2 separate regions of the Homo sapiens genome follow, and region 1 is linked to region 2. Evidence: chromatin loops called from intact Hi-C (ENCODE). Cell type or tissue: Calu3. All regions are shown on one strand.

Region 1 (8,000 bases), 410 kb before region 2:
TGTTGGCCAGGTTGGTCTCGAACTCCTGGCCTCAAGTGATCTGCCTGCCTCGGTCTCCCAAAGTGCTGGGATTACAGGCATGAGCCACTGCGTCCGGCCCTTTTTCAGATTTTATTTGGAATGATTTCCACATATAGCACGATGCTGGATTTGAGACTAAAGTGAGTAAGTGCTATTGTGTTAAGGAAGTACACACGCATTCCTATTTTATTGAGAATTTTTAAAAATTGATACTAGAAGTTGAAATTTGTCAAATGGCTTTTCAACATCTCTAGGGATGTTCGTGTGGTTTTTCTCCTTAGCGCTGCTATATATGTTGGTGCAAAAGTAACTGTGGTTTTAATAGAAAAAAACACAATTACTTTTGCACAAACCTAATAATATGATAAATTATGTTAATAAAATCCCAAATACTGAATTATTCTTACATTCATCATGCAATTCTTCTTGGTCATGGTATATCATTCGTTTGTGCCATGGGATTTATTTCTTAACATTTTATTTAGAATTTTTACATTGATAAGACTGGTCAGTAGTTTTCTCTTTTGTGCACAGTTCTGGCGGTGCTGTTGATTATTGATATTAAGCTCATTTTTTACATACAAACTGAAAAGTTTTTCTTCTTTTCATGTCATGTGCTGTGGCATAGTTTCATCTCTATACCATTTTTTTCTTTAAGGTTCGGTACATTGTAATGTGTGACTATAGTACTGTTTAAATGTGGGAGCTTTTGGCCGGGCGTGGTGGCTCATGCCTGTAATCCCAGCACTTTGGGAGGCCGAGGCGGGCGGATCGCAAGGTGAGGAGATCGAGACCATCCTGGCTAACACGGTGAAACCCCGTCTCTACTAAAAATACAAAAAATTAGCTGGGCGTGGTGACGGGCGCCTGTAGTCCCAGCTACTCGGGAGGCTGAGGCAGGAGAATGGCGTGAACCCAGGAGGCAGAGCTTGCAGTGAGCCGAGATGGCGCCACTGCACTCCAGCCCGGGCAACAGCGCGAGACCCCGTCTCAAAAAAAAAAAAAAAAATGTGGTAGCTTTTGGCTGGGTGCAGTGGCTCACGCCTGTAATCCCAGCACTTTGGTAGGCTGAGGCGGGCAGATCTCAAGGTCAAGAGATCGAGACCATCCTGGCCAACATGATGAAACCCTGCCTCTACTAAAAATACAAAAATTAGCTGGGCATGGTGGCAGGCGCCTGTAGTCAGGAGTTACTCAGGAGTTTGAATTTACTCAGGAGGCTGAGGCAAGAGAATCGCTTGAATCCTGGAGGTGGAGCTTGCAGTGAGCCGAGATGGCGCCACCGCACTCCAGCCTGGCGACAGAGTGGGACTCCGTCTCAAAAAAAAAAAAAAAGTGGTAGCTTTTTAAAAACCCAATCAATTTTTCTACTCAACAGGTCCATTAAGATTCCTAACTCTTCTGCATTCAATTTTGATAAATTTTATGTCTTACTAGTTTATTATCCATTTCATTCGAGTTTCCAAATTTATTGTATAGAATCAAGTAAATTCCTTAATTTTTACTGGATCCTTGATAATTTTCTCCTTGTGACTTATTATTTTTGATTGATTTTCACCATTATTTAGTGATTAGGTTAATTAGCAGTTTATCTATTATTTTTCCCTAAGCAACCAGATTTTGAATTTACTAGTCATATTATATTCTTACTTTAATAATTTATTATTTTATGTTTTGTCTTTATTAATTTATTTCTTCTACTTGATTTGGGCTTATTTTATAGTTTTTAATCCTAATTTCTTGAGTTGAATATGCTTATTTTTATTGCTATTGCTTGTTGATATAAGTAATAAGACTATAAATTTATTTTTCTGAGTACTGCTTGAACTGCATAGCAGAGGTGCTAATATGTGATGTTTCCTTATTACTTTCTAGATATTCTTCGCTTTTATTTGAATTTCTTTGAGCTATATGAAAGAGAATTTAAAAGGCCGGGCATGGTGGCTCACGCCTGTAATCCCAGCATTTTGGGAGGCTGAGGTGGGCATATCACTTGAGGTCAGGATTTCGAGACCAGCATGGCCAACACGGTGAAACCTTGTCTCCACAAAAAATACAAAAATTAGCCAGGCATGGTGGCATGTGCCTGTAATTCCAGCTACTGGGGAGGCTGAGGCAGGAGAAAAGGAGAACGGCTTGAACCTGGGAGGTGGAGGTTGCAGTGAGCCGAGATCATGCCATTGCACTCTAGCCTGGGTGACGAAGCGAGACTCCATCTCAAAAAAATAAAAGAAAGAAAGAGAAAGAAAATTTAAAAATCTTTAGGTGATAGGAGCTTTTTTAGTTTTCAGTTTGCTATTAATTTCTGGTTTTATTGCTTTGTAGTCAGGAAATCTTGCTTGTACCCTTTCTACTTTGTTTCTATAAAGCTATCACTACATATGCAACTTTATATGCATATTATATATACTTGTTTGTGTGTATTATATACATATACACAATACATTCAACTTTACTTTTTCATCTTTGTCTTTTACATCTTGTGTCCTCTGTGGTATGTAACAGTACCCTTGTACATTGTAGGAATATAGTAAAAGCTAGATTTTATTATTTCGAATGGCTGCAAGAGATTCTTTGGTTAAAACAATTTGACCAGGGAATAAGGCTTATATCTGGGTGAATATCTGGAATGAGAAGGAGAAGACTCTACTTAATGTAGTACGTTTACCTTGAGGGTCAGACCATGCTATTTGGGTTCTGCAATTCTCAAGCACAATGTAAATAATACCAGCACTTTATAAGTGTAAGCTTCTATGGGTTTGACAAGATTCTGAGATGTATTTTCCCTCTTCATGAGCATAAGCACACTCAGTAAAGCTAAATCATTTTACAATATCAAACAAACGAATCTAAACAATGCAACATTCAAGATTCTTTGAAAGCAATTTACAGCTTTATTGGCATCTCCCAAAGAATGTTAATAGGAATCTAATTTATAACATAACTTCAGATTTACTATCATGTTCTCCCTTTTACCACTTCTTTTTATCTTCCCATACCCCTACTGCAACTAATATGGTTCCTTTTGCTTTTCTTTTCAGACTCCCCCATATCTGTTCTTTCTTTCTACTTCCCATGAACTCTGGTGTCCTTCCCCACGCCCTGCTTGCCCAGCTGTGTTCCTCCCTGTCACCTTGTTGCTCTTCTTCCAAAGTACAATCCGGTCAGTCTGTCTTAGTGTTCTTCCTATTCTACAGTGATTTTTAATCTATTATTCTGGTCAATATAACAAAAATAAGCAGTAGGGTACAAGGTTTTCAAATAGAGAATTTTTCTTAGAAAAATCAGTAACAGTATTCTAAAGTACATTATAAATGCATGTCCCAATTACAATTTATTTTATAGGTGTGACTTCTAAATCTATAAGGGAGATAAGATTTTGTGTACTTGTAAAGACAATCTAATTCTTCATATTAATAATATAGCAGGTCACTTATTTATGGTAAGTCAATATAGCTTTGATTTTCATCCCTGAGTTGTAGGTTTGTCTTTCTAAGAAGGAATAGACTTATTCAATAAATGATTTTTTTTGCAGTCTAAAGAAGGTGCATTTATTGTCAGAGATTCAAGACATTTAGGATCCTACACAATTTCCGTATTTATGGGAGCTAGAAGGTAAGCACTTGTGATTTTGGTTACTATAGAAATAATCCCTGGCACAGTCTCCATCACATAGAGAATGTTAGTGAGAGCTTAGCTTAGGGAAAAGATTGTTGACCTGGAAGTTAGAAAAACCAACCAGTCCGTGATATATCCCTAGCATGCTCTGTGTGACATTGCATAAGTTTCTTAACCTCTCCCGTCTTCCTTTTCTCAACCATAAAGTAAAGAGGGGGAGATTAGTTGTAGTAGACGCTGTTGGGCGCTTTCCTCATATCCCTTGGTCTGTTCTGGGATTCACTTGCAGAAAAGTCTCTTGCACTCAGAAAGCTTCCTGTGTCTGTCTGCCTGAGGATGTTCTCTGGCTGTGGGAACTTGTGCGCCCCGTGGCTAAGCTGAAAGTGCCTGAGAGGTAACATCCCAGGAGCAATGCTAGGTTAAAGAGAATGGGAGTTGGTGGATAAATATCTCAGCTTCTTTGCACTTCAGTGGGACAATTGTGAGGTGTGTTCCCCAGTCTCTCCTAGGTTCCTACAAGTATTGAGCCCCAATTGCCCATAGTAGTAACCTACTAACTAATGCACCTGGCATTGGTTTTTCCTCCCTTCTTGTCTCCCATCTCCAATTGCTTACAGTGCATGTGTTCATTCATTTAACCAATACTTGATATTCAATATGTACTTACATGTATTCATTATGAGATCTACTTTTCTGAACACTGGTCTTGTCACTCAGACAACTTTGGCTGAAGTTATGTTTGAATCTAAGGCCCCAATAATGTAGTTGAGGAATTTTCTTGGCATGGGGGGGCACTTGTTGAATTTAGCCAATCTACTTCTCAGTGTAGTGTTGCTAGGATGAGTTTTAGAACTGGAGTCCTGTTGTTTAATGAGTTGGCTTAGATCCAAATTGATCTTTCACATTTCTAGTAATTCACATTTTCTTGATTGTAGAAGTACGGAGGCTGCCATAAAACATTATCAGATAAAAAAGAATGACTCAGGACAGTGGTATGTGGCTGAAAGACACGCCTTTCAATCAATCCCTGAGTTAATCTGGTATCACCAGCACAATGCAGCCGGTAAGAGGGGAACTTCCAGCTGGGTGAGTCAGGGAGCCATGCCCTTGATGGGCAATGCATCTTTGGTATCAGGCACTCAACAGGAGCAAATCTCCCTATAGAAATAGTTTAAAAGCTTGAAGTACAACTTATCTTTTGAGCAATTATCTTTCTTATTGATGCCTCTTCATTTTTCTGGTTGGTTGGGGGCAAGAGGTAGGTCAATTTCTTATATTTCTACCAGGTTAGAAAAATGATAGATGACAGAGAAGCAAATAGTCATCAATCATTATGCATTTGTTCTGGAAATTTACATAGGGCTAAATGTAATAAGATTTCAAATACCCTAAATAATGATGCTTCTTTCCCTTTGCCCCCATAAATCTGCTCTCTACTTTTGACGATTGTAATAGAAAATCACCCTTATATCTCTCACTCTCTGTTCTTTCTTGTTTGGAGAATATAAAAAGTCACAGAGAACACAGCCTTTCACAGTTACAATTTAGCCTAACTATACCAGAGGCATATTTAACCCATCTCCCCAGACATTGTTTGCAATAATTGCTCTTTGTGCAAACCTATCATCTGTGGAAAGATGTAGGATCCCAGAAAGTTCCACCACAATTAAAATCACCTCTCTGGCCTTCAGCCCTTGCCCAACCTGTGCTGAACCACTCTGAGCCCATGGGGAATCTTCTTATCTCAGCATTGCAGAATTCAGAATCCACGGTAACTTTTCATGTCATTTTGACTGCTTGTCATGCATGCACTTCTTTTTTAGATTTCTCTCATGAAAAGTGTTGACAAATATTCCTTTTGGAAAGAGCTCACTTTTCCATTACACTGGTTCTAAGTATCAGGAATATATCAAAGGACATTTTTATCCACTTGTGGGATGCATCCACATGGCTATTCACTGGAATTTTGGTTAAGGAGTGAGGGTAAAATATCTGGGTGGGGCAATAAAGGTCTTAGTTGTAGCTAGAGATAGAGTCAAGATGTCAGTTCTGAGTTTTCTCCTTTATATTCCTCTTTCTCCTTCCTCCAAAGAAAAAAGAAAGAGTGGTTTTGGTGATAAGGTTAAATGAGGTTAGATGAGGGCTTTAACCTGAACTAGGTGTTAGAGTCACGGTGAGCATCCATTCCTGTTCCCTGTTCAAACTTTTACCATTCTCAAGACTCCTTTACCAAAATTAACCACTGCCTTATTAGCAAATCCCCTGTCTGTGTACCTCACTAGGAAAAGTGAAGTCACCAGGCATGAGCGACCTCCGTCTCCTCTTCTGTCCCCATGCCCTCTCATCCTCATTCCCTCCAGTAGTAGTGAGGGCATGCCTGTGCTCTTGCCCTTACCTGCCATCCACTGTTCCTTTCTCTCCTGTATCTCTTCCATTCTTCTGACTGTCTCCCTTTAGCTTTTAACCCTATAAACATGCTTAAGACTTTCTTATCCTAAAAACAAAAACAACTCTCCTCCTGCTGCCCTAACTCTTTCTCCCTTTACACATTGCTCTTGTAAGTCACACTTTTGGAAAAATGTGTCCACATCCATTGTCTCCACTCTCTCACTTTCCATTTACTTTTTAAACATCTATGATCTGTCTTCTGCTTTCAACACTCCATATTTGACCAGTGGCCCCTATATTGACAGTACAGTGGTGCTTTCTAGTTCTCATGTGTTCAGGTCCTCTCTGCTACATTTGGCAGTGTCACTTGTTGCTCCTTCGATGTTTGACACCACCCCTTTTTGGCCTTCTCTAACTCAATAGTTCCTAATGGATCTTCCCAATGTGCCCTACTTCTATTCTTCCCTTAAATATTGGTTTTCCTCCAGAATCCGTCCCTGATCACTACTCTTCTCACCTTAGGCATCTCCCTTTGCATAATCTTCTGTCTGGTAGACAAAGGCACTTGCAATCCCGCAGGCCCTGAACTTCACTGATGAAGTAGGATGCTTCATCTTACACCATTACTCTCCCTCCAAATGTCCTCTTTCTTTTCTCTCTCTCAGATAATACTAGCATCATCCAGCCCCTTGTAGGGGTTGGAAGCATAGGAATTAAATAGATGCTTCTTAATAGCTCACTTCTGATTAATTATCAAATGCAATTGATTTCATATCCTAAATGTGTCTCCTATAGATCCCTGCCTCTCCCTACCTTCTAGTGCTGCCCTGATCATTGCTCACTTGGACAACTGCAGTAGCCTCTTAACTGGTCTTATTGCCTCCAATGTTGATTTCCCCTTAATCCATTCTGCTAGTACCAGAGTGATCTATCAGAAATGTAAATCTGGCTGGGTGCAGTGGCTCATGCCTGTAATTACAACACTTTGGGAGGCCAAGGTGGGTGGATCACCTGAGGTCAGGAGTTTAAGACCAGCCTGGCCAACATGGTGAAACCCCATCTCTACTAAAAATACAAAATTATCCAGTCATGGTGGCGCATGCCTGTAATCTCACCTACTCGAGAGGCTGAGGCAGGAGAATCGCTTGAACCTGAGAGGCGGAGGTTGCAGTGATCCAAGATCACACCATTGCACTCCAGCCTGGGCAACAAGAGTGAAACTCCATCTCAAAAAAAAAAAAGAAAAGAAAAAGAAATGTAAATCTGACTGTGCCCTCCTACTTGGGACTTTTCAATAGCTTCCTCTCACCTGCAGGAAAATGTAATGCTTCCTAGCGTGGCTTATGAGTCCCATCATACCCAGAATACTGCTTACCTCTGCAGTGCAATTTGTCTGGCTCTACCTCCTGAGTTTTGCTCAAGTACCCACCATCATGCTTCACATTTCTAAGTTTCATCTCATGCGTTACCTCTGCTTAGAAAGTCCTTCATAGTTTCTCCCCATGGGTTAACTCCATGTGTTAGTTTCATCTCAGTCATTTCCTCCCAAAGAATTCTTCGAGTCCAACAATGTGTCAAGTGCTCTTTTTCTACATCCCAAGGCACCCTATATGCATCTCCAGCAGAATACTTATTCCTTTCACATTAGAATGGCCTCTCTCTGCCTGTCTTCTCTCACTGAGATAGAGCTCCCTGTGGGCAGAGTCCTCATCTTACTCATCTTGGAATCTGCTGGAATCTTTGGGAATCTACCTAGAAGAGTGCCTTGCACACAATAGGCACTTAATATGTGCTTCTTTTTGTTCTTACACTGGTCAAGCTCGTTTCTGTCTTCCAGCATTTACACATGCTGTTCCATCTACCTGGAAGGCTCTTCATCAATCAACGTCAGCGTAGCTGTCATCTTGTCTGAAAGGCCTTCCCTGAGCACCCACTCTAAAGTAATTATATGTTATCCGGTCTGCCTTGCACTT
Region 2 (8,000 bases):
CCCTAACTGGTTTTGTCTTGTCAATCTCTTCTTAAGTATTTGTTGGATGAAAAGATTTCCAAACACCTGAAACAATTTTAGTGGTGCAGTAGAAAAATTTTCAAAAACCAGGAAAATTTTAGAAATGTCTACCTCTGTGGCTTTAGGCAGGCCACTTCTGTAACCCTGGCTTTCAGTATCATCATGGATGGCTGCATGCTGGCCTCCTCAGGAAGCCCCATCTGCAGAGATTTTGATTCAGTTTGTCTGCAGTGGGGACCAGGCAGCAGTACTTTTGTAACGCTCTCCAGGTAATTCTAATGGACGGCCAGACTTGGAAGCACCGGGCTAGAAGGTGCTTGGTGTCTCTTTTGTTGTTAAGATTCTATAATCTTTTGAGTCTATAACTGGCTCCTAGAATAGTGCCTAGGACATAGCAAGTGCTTAGTAGATGAATACTTCTTAATTTTAAATTAGAAACTCAAGGAAAACGTTTTCACAGTGAAATAGCTGCCACAAAGTTCACACATTTTATGACACATAAAAACCACTATCAAATATTTTTGAAAATCATTTTCTGTGAATTTTGGGTAAAATTGGTTGACTTATTTTTGAGGATGGTGGCTATCTAATTACACCGAGTGTAATACGGTGTAGTAATGACTACTATAAATTCTTGAGTCAGGCTGCTTAGGTTTCGATCTTACCATTTCCTGCCTCTGATAACTTAGGCAAGTTACTCAACCTCTCTGTGCCTCAGTTTCTTCAGTAGTACAATGGAAACAATAAATAGTGAATATCTCTCAAATTGTTCAGAATAATGATTCACTGAATATAAAGCATATAGACCAATGTCTTGCATGCAGTAAGTCTCAAAAAGCACTAGGATTTGCGGTCGTGACTGTTGTTGTCACTGTTGTTATCTTATTGTTCCTCCACTCCCACCCAGCACCTCTTGTTACTAGGTGCAGAGAATGACCACTGGAAGTCGTGGGGACAGCTGATAATGTCAGCTGATACATGTAAGGAAGAGAGAAACACAAAATATGCACAACAATTTTAAAAGCAGCACCACGTGAAGCTATTTTAGAATGGAGGCAGCCTAAAAAGCACAAAATAAAAATTGATATTCCAAATGATGTTTGAATCATCAAAAATGACTGTATCTATAATAATCTTTCTACTAAGATGTAGCTGCAAGTAAATGCTAGAAATAGTTTCATCAAAATTATAAAAATAAAAAAACTCTATGCTTATGGAAGAAGTACTAAATGTTTGCAAATTTTACTTTTTTGTATAGTGGCAATCTGATTATACTGAATCAATCAAAGTATTGAATATTCTTTAATTCCTACTATGTATGAATCATGTTTTAGCTACCTAGTAAATAGAAAGATACTGTTAAGCCATGGTTTCTTTCTTTATGAGTCTTTTAATCAAATCAGGGAACTAACGTATACACATAGAAACTATTAAATATGTTTTTTAAAATTTTTTTTTGAGATGGAGTCTCACTCTGTCACCCAGGCTGGAGTGCAGAGGTGTGATCTCAGCTCATTGCAGCCTCCACTACCCGAGCTCAAGCAATTCTCCAGGCTCAGCCTCCTGAGTAACTGGAACTACAGGCGTGAGCCACCACGCCAGGCCTGATTTTTGTATTTTTTGTAGAAACAAGGTTTTGCCATGTTGCCCAGGCTGGTCTCAAACTCCTGAGCTCAAAGTGATCAGCCTGCCACAGCTTCCCAAAGTGCTAGGATTACCGGCGTGAACCACTGTGCCCAGCCTAAATATGGTATTTTAAAACAGTATAACACAAGCAATATCACAAAGTCAAAAAAATTGAGGTAAACAAGCAAACAAAAAAAGGCAGCAGCAGGGAGTCCTTCTAGTAAAAAGAGTAAGATTACTAGAAGCTGGATTGCGTAGACAGCTGATGGAAAAGATGGGATTAAAGCTAGGCCTTGCACTCAGGTGATGTTTGTATACTGTGCAACATGATTTTCAATTCTCTAGGTGACATTTTGCAATGCATGGAGACTTTTTTTTATTGTCACAACTGTGAGAGTGGAGGGAGGTGCTACTGGCATCTAGTGGGTAGAGGCCAGAGATGCTGCTAAACAAACTACCCTGCACAGGGCAGCCCCCAACAACAAAGAATTACCCAGTCCAAAATGTCAAATGATACTGCCGTTGAGAAACCCTTTTCTAGAGCTGGAAGCCAATAGTAGAAAGAACTCAGAGAGTCAAGAAGCCTGGTTCTTCTCATGGTTCTGCTGTAAATGAGCTGAGCAACAGTGGACAGACCGTCTAACTCCTCTGGTCATTTCAGAATCAGAGGATTGGATGAAATAACCTCTGGTCCTTTCCATATTTAATCTTCTGTGGGTGGAAACTGAGCATCCGTACTTGCATCTTGAGTTGAGGCAACACATTCATGTTTATAGTCATAGAGACTGTACAGTTGAAAGAAGCCTTTGAGAAAAAGCCTTTCTGTGTGTTAGTTTTCTGCTCTAATTTAACAATAATTTTGAGAGACAAGAATTAATAGTGTGCGTATGAGATGCCAAACTGAAATCAATATTAACATGCAAGAATTTCAGAAGAAACATTTTGTATCAAGCTCTCCTTAAGAAAAAAAAAGGTGTGTCTAGAAAAACATCTACCTTAGGCCATGCAAAATTATGCTTGTTATTGAGCAAGAAAATCACAGCAAGCAGCTTTTTCAAATTTTGATTTGCTGGCCCCAAATTGCACTGACAACATCTCTTTCCAGGTCAAATAAACATTTATTTCAGTAAAAGGAGACACTGTGATCTTTGCCATTTGCTACTGTATTTGCATTTGCCATTTGTATTTCTGGCTTTGCAGTGCCTCTGGTTAAGGTTTTGCGTGTTTACTAATCACACAGACCTTAGGGAAGTAACAGATTGTTTTCCAAATGCAGCTCATTTTGTATCTCACTTCTAAAAATGGCTTCTAACCAAGCAAGTTATAATAGTAGAAAGTTGAATCCACACCTGGGAGAACAATGAGGATTTTTAAAAAATGCCTGAATCCTCTCCATTTATAAAGTAATTTAATAAATGAGGACATCAATTTTTAAAATATCTCCAATGCAGTGTTTTAGTATGAATTACCAGGGGTCCTAGAATGGGCCTCATAGAAGACAAATAAACTTTTGGAAATTTTTGGTGTGTTCTTAGGTTAATCAGATTCTGAAAGGGGTATTTGATTCCCTAGTAGTCCTACTGTCAAAAAAAGTGAGTGTAGTGCTTACAAAGAAATTAACTCCTAGGGTTTAAATTGTGCTGAAACACTGTCCCCCATCCTCTGGGCGAATGCATGCGTATACTTTGCACTGATCGTCAAGTTGAGAAGCCTTATTTCCCGGGCTATTGCTGATTCTAGCATGTTGACTCAAAACTTCCCACAAGAGTAATTTAGATTAAGACAAAAAAACATCAAAAAGATCTTTTAGAATTTCACAAGGTAGTGTATATATCTTGATGCACGAATTCCCCAGATCTACCCTGTGGGCAGAAGAACCAGTGTCATAACCTTTCCACTCAGCTGTCACATGTGTTGTAGCCTCATTCAGCAGTGGGGGTGCAGGGTGGGGAAATAGCGCCCTCTGCTGAGTGGGATAAAATACCGTTGTCAAGGTGATCGCTAGGACTTCTTAGTTCTTATATTTTCCCTTATGGTGGCTGTCCTTATTTGAAAATTATTCAGGCTGGGGGAAGTGAAAAATAAAAAGTACTTACAAAGTTCTGTATGCTTATAAGTATGGACTTACGTGTATATATGCGTGTGTGTGTCTGTGCACATACACACCTTCCTAATGAAGACACTGAACAGGTGATTTCTAAGGCCCATTCCATTCCTAAAATGATGTGATTCTAAAAACTTTAAGTTGTTTTTTTTTTAGAAGAGTGCTTTTTTGAAACAGTAATTTATGATTCATGTATATGTAAGTGTCATATTTTGGCAAGCCTAATGTTTTAACTGATCAATGCCAAAGGCTTTGGATAACGAATCGTCATCTAGTATGGGATGTTTACAGTAAAGTGGTGGCTGCTACTTGTATGAGATACAGGCTTCTGCTTGAGGAGAAACAATCAGCTGGAATTCAGGAGATTGAACCACTGACTGCTTGATTTCTGGCCTTCATCAGCCAAGTAGACTGATCTTCAAACGTGCCCTATTTTTTTGCCTCTTTCCTTTGTTCTTGCTATTTCATCTGCTTGAAATATGCTAAACTTTTCATTACATCCACCCTATTGAAATTCCGCCTATTTTCTGTATTCCTTCTCCAGCCTTAAGCAAACTGTTTTGCACTTAATTTACTTTAAATAAGGGAAATAAAAATATACTTAAGAAATCTAGTTTCTGTAAAATGCAGATTTCTTTACATATATTGATTTTAAACATTTTTACAGCTTTATTGAGGTATAATTTACATCCTATAAATTTCATCTATTGATTTTTAGTAAACTTATAGAGTTATGCGACTAACCGCACAATACAGTTCTAGAATGTTTGCATCTCCCCCAAAATTTATCTCCCACACATTTGTAGTCAGTCACCAATTCTAATCCCTCAGCTACTGTAACTACTTCTCAGATTTCTGTTTCTATAAATTTGTTTTTTCTGGGAATTCCATAAACGAGTCATATAATATGTAATTTTTGTATCTGATTTCTTTCACACAGCGTAACTTTTTGGGGTTCATCCATACTGTCACATATATTGGTAGTTTCATCCTTTTAATCACCGAGTAGTATTTCACTGCATGAGTATTACGTTTTGTTTGTCCATTCCAGTTAGTGAGTAGTTGGATTTTTTTCCAGTGTTTGGCTTATGAATAATGCTGCTGTGAACATCTATATATAAATCTTCATGTGGATATATGTTTAATTTATCTTGGGTAGATTCCTAAGAGTGGAATTCACAAATTAATTGTATGGTAAGGTTGCAGTTACCTTCATAAGAAACTGCCAGTTTTCCAAGGTGGCATTATTATTTTAGTCTCACCAGAGATCCATGAGATTCATTTTCTCAAAATCCTTGCCAATACTTGCTATTATCCATCTTTTCCATTGTAGCCATTTTAAGGGATGTGTAGTTATATCTTCTTGTGGTTTTAATTTGCCTTAGCTTATTTTTTTTTCTTTTGTTTTGTCCTGCCCTCTCACCTCCCGCTGCCTTTGCTTAATGACTAATAACGTTGAGCACCTTTTCATGTGTTTTTATGTCTTTCATGAAGACTTTCTATTCAAGTCTTTTGACCATTTATAATTGAATTCTTTTTCGTCTGATTATTGAATGTAAGAGTTCTATAGAGACTCTGGATATCCAAATTTCTTTATCATACATATAATTTGCAAATATTATTCTAGTATTGTCCCAATACCGTTTGTTGAAAAGAACATTCTCTTTCCATTGAATTGCCTTACACACACTATTTCATTAAACTCTTCTTTCAAACCCTATTAAGTGGCTGATTTTGTCCCAATTTCATACATCAGTTCACAGACTCCTAGACTTGAACTAACAATAACACACTAAAAGTCCCACAGCTAGTAGATGGCAGAACCAGGATAGGAGTTCTGGTTTACCCAAGGACAAGACTTTATTTTCCTATTAAAATCAGGAAACCATTTGCCCTGGATGTTGTTTATTTCAACATTAAACTATAAGCATCCTGAGATTACATAGCACTTCTCATCTTGCCACCATAGTCTTTGGACAGTACTTGCTTATTTGAGGATTGCATTATGAAACACTCAATTGACTTAAGCAGTAATGTTTATGTGAAAGGAAATAATAACTCCATAATCTAAATGACTTATTTTATTTGTTATGTTTATGCTTTCTACTGACAAACCTAGACTTCAACTCTAAAGAAAACATAAGAGTTACTAAAGTCTATTCTGCATGAACAAGAACTTCATTAGGAATGATGGTGAACTGAGAATGTCTTTTCTCATCTTTAACAATCAAGGATCGTTCAGGTGACATAAAATAGAAGTCAGAGAAACACATCAGAAAGTGATAAAATCACTTGGCTTGGGAGCCACTGTTCAAGTGGCCTTGAACAGGTCGTTGTATCTCTGTGTGCCACCTTCTCACCTATAAAACAATAGGTGTGGACCAGGTTACCATTAGGGTGTCCCTTCCATGATTGGCTTTTGTTAAATATCGTACTACAATAGCATTCTGTATGGCTCTGATGACACACTGGTGGCTTCTTTTATTTGCAGACTGCAGCGAGAATCTGTTTCACTGTCACACAGGCAAGTGCCTTAATTACAGCCTTGTGTGTGATGGATATGATGACTGTGGGGATTTGAGTGATGAGCAAAACTGTGGTAAGTAGCATTGTTTCCCCAAAGGTTTTAATTTAAAATCATAGAAATTTATAACCAAAAACTTACAGTTCATTATGTGTTAATATGATTAGCAGTTTAAATTACAAAATGATTGGTTTCTTGTTTTTTAGAAGGAGGAAGTTTGTTCAGTCACTGTCCTCAGTAATGTCTTATGTGTAAATGTAATACCTAAAAAATCATATTAAGAAAATGTTTAAGAAGTGGGATGGGAAGACTGGTAAAGGTTGTTAATGCATTAATAGTTTTTTTTCCTCTCCTCAAATGTGTTCTGTTTCTCCTCTGGTTAGAGCCAGTGGCTTACGTTAGATTTGGGCTTTTGAGCAAACTTTGAGGGCAGATATATTGTCTGTGCCTGATTCCCTTGGTACATGTGACTGAAGTCCCCTCCTTTATTTAATCCTCAAATAGTACAGGGACCACCTGTTCAGCAGCTACACCCAGGGTTAGGATGATGCATTTGTTTTGTGTACACATGGTGATCTTATCTTTTAAAGAATAACCCCACTTTTTAAAGAGTCATGTCCAATTCTGAATGCCATCTCATGAATTAAAATCAGCAAAATTCCTCTTGCTCATTTACTTTTTTGGCTTTGTGACTAGCTTCAGAATTTTTAGGTAGCATATTATTGAGTGACGTAGGAACTTTGCAACATGAACAAAAGGGCAAACTGGGATGAGGATACACCCTGGACAAATGATATCAGACAATGTCCTGCATTAGATAACATCAAAATGAATGTTTGGGAAGGATCAGCGGTATGGTCAGAGGAAGGCATTGGAATCATGAATGTTAGGAATAACCCCATGCTGGGAAACCTGGTGGTTTCTAGGAGCGCTGTCTAGCTGCCACTTGCTGTATCTGTAAAAATATTTTAAAATGTATGTGTACAAACCATTCCTGTGTGACTAGATAGAGGTGGGTTATTGCTTTTTTCTGATAATAGTTTATTTTTATTTTATTTTGACTAATAATAGTTGTACATATTTATTGAATACAGCATGATATTTTAATACATGTATACAATATGTAATGATCAAATCAGGGTAATTAGTGTATCCATCACCTCAAACATTTATCATTTCTTTGTATTAGGAACATTCAGAATCTTCTCATTTAGTTATTTGAAAATATGCAATAAATTATCATTAACTATAGTCACCATCCAGTGCTATAAAAACCTACAACTTGTTCCTCCTATCTAGCTGTAATTTTGTATCAGTTAAACAATCTCTGTCTCTCTCTCTCTTTTTTTTTTTTTTTTTTTTTTGAGATGGAGTCTTGCTCCATCACCCAGGCTGGAGTGCAGTGGCGCTATCCCGGCTCACTGCAATCTCCGCCTCCCGGGCTCAAGTGATTCTCCTGCCTCAGCCTCCTGAGTACTTGGGACTACAGGTGTGTGCCACCACGCTCAGCTAATTTTTGTATTTTTAGTAGAGATGGGGTTTCTTCATGTTGGTCAGGCTGGTCTCTAACTCCTGAGCTCATGATTTGCCTGCCTCGGCCTCCCAAAGTGCTGGGATTACAGGCATGAGCCACCGCACCTGGCAGCAATCTCTCTTTGTCCCTCCTCCTCCATACCCTTCTGGCCTCTAGTAACCACTGTTCTACTCTCTATTTCCATGAGATCA

What was found. Hi-C counts contacts between places; a loop is a spot of excess contacts. Peaks named below come from ENCODE experiments on the same cell type or tissue, not always from the same donor. Only the 100,000 strongest peaks of a DNase experiment are listed, where the experiment ranks them.
Region 1: a loop joins it to region 2, with 4 times the contacts of the local background. A loop is called at or near these places in 15 of 110 quality-filtered maps.

What each region holds. Positions count from the first base shown.
Region 1 is chr4:48,090,779-48,098,778 of GRCh38, reverse strand. It overlaps TXK (TXK tyrosine kinase), which reads left to right. Exons shown (of 15, transcript NM_003328.3): 7 at 3,557-3,636; 8 at 4,575-4,702. Among named protein-coding and RNA genes, the nearest start is that of TXK, 39 kb to the left of the region's middle. RefSeq lists an enhancer at 3,804-5,003. In Calu3, no CTCF peak of the experiment used is centred here; a DNase peak (open chromatin) is centred at 4,708.
Region 2 is chr4:47,682,081-47,690,080 of GRCh38, reverse strand. It overlaps CORIN (corin, serine peptidase), which reads left to right. Exons shown (of 22, transcript NM_006587.4): 7 at 6,243-6,350. Among named protein-coding and RNA genes, the nearest start is that of MIR8053, 33 kb to the right of the region's middle. In Calu3, a CTCF peak has its summit at 3,629 (motif pointing left); a DNase peak (open chromatin) is centred at 3,590.